Linked DNA regions of Homo sapiens: region 2 is linked to region 1. The links are chromatin loops, found by intact Hi-C in ENCODE. Cell type or tissue: sigmoid colon. All regions are shown on one strand. Region 1 overlaps SORD (sorbitol dehydrogenase). Region 2 overlaps TERB2 (telomere repeat binding bouquet formation protein 2).

Region 1 (2,500 bases):
GGGAGTCTTTTTATCTTTTAATAATTTAGACTGGCTACATCAGAAGGAAGGAAGGAAGGAAGGAAGGAAGGAAGGAAGGAAGGAAGGAAGGAAGGAAGGAAGGAAGGAAGGGAGGATGCGAGGGAAGGAAGTAATCAGTCTAGAAATAGCCACCTCAAGATAGCTGATTGTCACCAAAACCTTCCTCAAAGTTGTTGCTGGTCCCACATCAGACATCAGGGACCGCTGTGTAAAGTGATCCTTCTGTTATACCACGTGGATTTTTTTTTTTTTTTACTTTAAGTTCTGGGATACATGTGCAGAACCTGAGGTTTGTTACATAAGTATACATGTGCCATGCTGGTTTGCTGCACCTATCAACCTGTCACCTAGGTTTGAAGCCCCACATGCATTAGGTATTTGTCCTAATGCCCTCCCTCCCCTTGTCCCCCACCCCCTGACAGGCCCTGGTGTGTGATGGTCCCCTCCCTGTGTCCATGTATTCTCATTGTTCAACTCCCACTTATGAGTGAGAACATGTGGTATTTGGTTTTCTGTTCCTGTGTTAGTTTGCTGAGAAGGATGGCTTCCAGCTTCATCCATGTCCCTGAAAAAGACATGATCTCATTCTTTTTTATGGCTGCATTATACTGCGTGAAATGTTAAACTGCAGGTTAAATTGAAACTAAAGACTAAGGTCTTTATTTCAAACATGGGAGAGCACCCCACCCTCCCTGCTAAAGGCACTAGTAGGCAAATTCACAGACACTGAAAGACAGTTCCACAGCATACAATTCATAGCCTTGCCTCCAGCCTGGCCAGACCTGAACGCCCCATTTCGAGGTGGAGAGGTGGTAAGACTAAAGCTTAGAACAACAGTCAGGCACACCAAATAGGCCCTGGGTCACTAGAGAGAACACTACTGTAAATATTTATTCAAGTTAACAGAGCTGAACAGCTGTGCTCGTACCACACAGCAAAGCTGCAGTGACTCTCCCAGACACGAGAGGGTGCTGTGCCCACAGCCTGTGCTGTGCCTGTAGCAGAACACGCTTGATGGAGAAGTTCAAATAAATTCCTCTCCCTGCACACCAACTTTCTTTTTCCATTCTTTTTCTGGCTGATTCTAATTACCCTTGCAACTCAGGCTTGTCTCCTGCCTCCTGTCTCTGTAGGAGACATGCTACCTGAGCACAAAACCATTTTAACATCAGCCTGTAGGTTTGTAAATATTGCCCTAAGCACACTGTGGAGACTACAATGTTTTAGAAAGTTATTACAGCATGGTTGCTCAAAACCTTGCTTTTCATGTTTCCTTGCCATGATGTTGGCCACAATCCTCTGTTTGCTTAATCTTTTTCTGTCTCAGATACTCTTCCATTTATCCTATTTCTCATCTACCAAAGTTTCTTAGTTTCTCTGAGATCCTGAACTTTCACTTTTATCTCCACAGCTCTTTTTTTTCTCATTCCCAAAGGTTTTGTCATCTCAATCATATTAAAGGTTTCCTAAACGAATTTCTTTCATTTATTTATTTTTTGTAACTCATCAGCAGTCCCTGATGTCAGATGTCACTGCACTCAGGCTACAGTGCAGTGGCACGATCTCGGCTCACTGCAGCCTCAACCTCCTGAACTCAAGTGATCCTCCCATCCTCCCACCTCAGCCTCCCAAGTAGCTGGGATTACAGGTGCATGCCACGCTGCGTGGCTAATTTTTTTTTATTTTTGGTAGAGACGGAGTTTCACCATGTTGGCCAGGCTGATCTCGAACTCCTGGCCTCAATTGATCTGCCTGCCTCTGCCTCCCAAAGTGCTGGGATTACAGGCGTGAGCCACTGTGCCTGGCCGAATTTCTTATCTTTTAATGAGTGACTACAAGAGGACTAAAAGGAATTGAGTAATTCTTCTTTACCATAGTTGTGTGAGTTTTCCAGAATATTTCACTTCAAGTCAGAAATACATATCTTAATCACATATATACTCCTCTCTTTGTGTCCGGAATTGGTGGGTTCTTGGTCTCACTGACTTCAACAATGAAGCTGCGGACCCTCGCATTGAGTGTTACAGTTCCTAAAGGGGGCGTGTCCGGAGTTTGTTCATTCTGATGTTCGGATGTGTTCGGAGTTTCTTCCTTCTGGTGGGTTCGTGGTCTCGCTGGCTCAGCAGTGAAGCTGCGGACCTTCGCGGTGAGTGTTACAGCTCTTAAGCCAGCGTTTCTGCAGTTGTTTGTTCCTCCCGGTGGGTTCGTGGTCTCCCTGGCTTCAGGAGTGAAGCTGTAGACCTTCGCCGTGAGTGTTACAGTTCTTAAAGGCGACGTGTCCGGAGTTTGTTCCTTCTGATGTTCAGATGTGTTCGGAGTTTCTTCCTTCTGGTGGGTTCGTGGTCTCGCTGGCTCAGGAGTGAAGCTGCAGACCTTCGCGGTGAGTGTTACAGCTCTTAAGGCGGCGCGTCTGGAGTTGTTCGTTCCTCCCGGTGGGCTCGTGGTCTCGCTGGCTTCAGCAGTGAAGCTGCAGACCTTC
Region 2 (2,500 bases), 69 kb after region 1:
CTCTCTCTCTCACACACACAAACTAAGTAAATAAATAAGGTGTTTAAGAAAGAAAAAAAACTCCTCTTTATACCATAATTTCCACATCCGATAATTTACATGAAGAAAACTATCAAAAAAGTAGAGCAAGATTTATTTTTAAAAAGATGTTCATGGAAGTGTCATAAAAGTAACAAATTCTAGGCCAGGTGTGGTGGCTCATGCCTGTAATCCTAGCAGCATTCTGGGTGGCTGAGGAGGGAGGATCTCTCACTTCAGCCTGGGAGGTTGAGGCTGCAGTGAACTGAAATCGTGCCACTGCACTCCACCCCTGGGGGTCAGAGTGAGCTTTTGTCTCAAAAAAAAAAAAAAAAAAAAAAAAAAAGGTTAAACAAAATGAAATGCCATATGCTGCCAGTACACATCATAATATCAAATAAGATTTTTCGGCCAGGCACGGGTGGTTTATGCCTGCAATCCCAGAACTTTGGGAGGCTGAAGCAGGTGGATCACTTGAGGCCAGGAATTTGAGACCAGCCTGGGCAACATGGCCAAACCCCGTCTCTACTAAAAATACAAACAATTAGCTGGTGTGGTGGGGTGGCATGTGCCTGTAGTCCCAGCTGCTCGGGAGGCCAAGGCACAAGAATTGCTTGAACCCAGGAGGCAGAGGTTGCAGTGAGCCGAGATCACGCCACTGCACTCCAGCCTGGGCAACAGACTAAGATTCTGTCTCAATTAAAAACAAAAAATGAAGGTTATCACTGGGAGAGGATTTGGGAGAAATTAGGATTTTATACTAATTCTGTACTGCCTGATTTTTCATACATCAAGTTTGTATGATGTAAAAAAAATCAACGTCCCTAGTACTATGCTAACAAATGCTTCAGCAGGTAAATTGAGGGTATATTTTATCTGTGTTCACACTGCACCCTCTGGTGTTTCCACAGAGAAAAGGCTCTAAGTAGACACCTACCTAGGGTTTATTCATATCCTTTGTCCATTTCTGTTGTTTTTGGATTGGACATATTTTTCCCAGATTTCTAATACCTCTTTGTATATTAAGGAAATTAGCCCTTATGGGAGAAAAACTTGAAAAAATTATATAAATTACATCATTACTTTTTATTTTGAAGAAAGATAACTACTATTTGATCATTTATATTACAGCAGCTAAATACCAGACTGTAGGGTACCCCAGTCCCATCCTCCCCTCCCCTGATTCCACTCCTGGCTTGCTTTCTGTGTCCTGACCAAAAATCACAGAGGGCTTTGACTGCTCTGTGAGACAGCCCAGTGCAGGGTTTTCCCATCAGGCTTGAACTCAAACCAGGACCTTAAACATTTCCAGGCACTGATAAAGGTATCTAGGTTGCTGCTCAAAACACTGAAAGAAACTGGCCTCAGCCCTGAGCCAGATTCCTTAAACCCTCATATAAACTCCATACCCAGACCCCCTCACTGTGGATATACCTAGGTAGAACACCCCTTATATCTTGTCCATTGCAAGGATTGGTGCGATACTCTGCAAGTTCCCTCAATAAATGCTTTAGACTGATTACTCTAGCTAGTGGTTCTTTCTTTAGAATCCCAACTGGCCCCAGCTTGGGACTGTTTGGGGCACTCCGTTGTGGGGATTCCCCTGCCTCCACTTTTAGATTGACTCCGGCCACAGGTTTGGAGGGATAAAACAGACTTCTGAAGAACCAATGTTCCCTATGAATATTTGAAAACCAACTGAATTGGAAAATATGAAGCTAGGACTAGATCATGTATAAGCCTGCAATGAGAAGGCCTCTTATAAACTGTTCCTAATACAATGGCAAGGCCATGTTTGTTTGTCTTTTTAAATTAATTTCTTGTTTTTCTTTGAGACAGAGTATTGTTCTGTCACCCAGGCTAGAGTGCAGTGGCGTGATCACGGCTCACTGCGGTCTCAACCTCCTGGGCTCAAGCGATCCTCCCACCTCAGCCTCCAAATAGCTGGGACTATAGGTATGTGCCACTATGCCCAGCTAGTATTTTAAATTTTTTATAGAGGTGGGGTATCCCTATGCTGCCCAGACTGGTCTCAAATTCCTAGGCTCAAGCAGTCATCCGGCTTCAGCCTCCCTAAGTGCTGAGATTACAAGCATGCGGCACAATGCCCAAATTTAATTTCTTAAACCAACGTAATATATTAAAGCAATTTGGAAAGAAGATGGGAAATCACTCACCACTTTTCATCCTAATAAAATTACTGCTAATATGTAGTGTATTTCCTTCCAAGTAAAAAATATATTTTAAGATTCTTTTGTAGTTCATAAGTGTGATGATGGGGTTTTCACACACAGATACGTATAATTTTTAAATAATTTATTAACTGCTATCATAACATACATAAAATCCTTGTCTCCTTTCTGCAGAGACAGTATAGTGTGCTATACTATGAGATAGTATAGTATTCTACATAGTAAATACCTGGTATAGTATTTAATGACTACCATTTAAATAATGGGCTCTGACTCAGTGCAAATCCTGC

The links. A loop is a pair of places that touch in the nucleus more often than their neighbours do. Peaks named below come from ENCODE experiments on the same cell type or tissue, not always from the same donor. Only the 100,000 strongest peaks of a DNase experiment are listed, where the experiment ranks them.
Region 2: it touches region 1 in a loop (5-fold over the local background); 63 of 110 quality-filtered maps call a loop at or near these places.

Annotation. Positions count from the first base shown.
Region 1 is chr15:45,035,738-45,038,237 of GRCh38, reverse strand. All of the region lies in intron 1 of SORD (sorbitol dehydrogenase), which reads right to left. Among named protein-coding and RNA genes, the nearest start is that of SORD, 14 kb to the right of the region's middle. In sigmoid colon, a CTCF peak has its summit at 974 (motif pointing right); a DNase peak (open chromatin) is centred at 977; H3K27ac peaks cover 480 bases.
Region 2 is chr15:44,966,449-44,968,948 of GRCh38, reverse strand. The region is part of intron 5 of TERB2 (telomere repeat binding bouquet formation protein 2); the gene reads right to left. Among named protein-coding and RNA genes, the nearest start is that of TERB2, 11 kb to the right of the region's middle. In sigmoid colon, no CTCF peak of the experiment used is centred here; no DNase peak of the experiment used is centred here.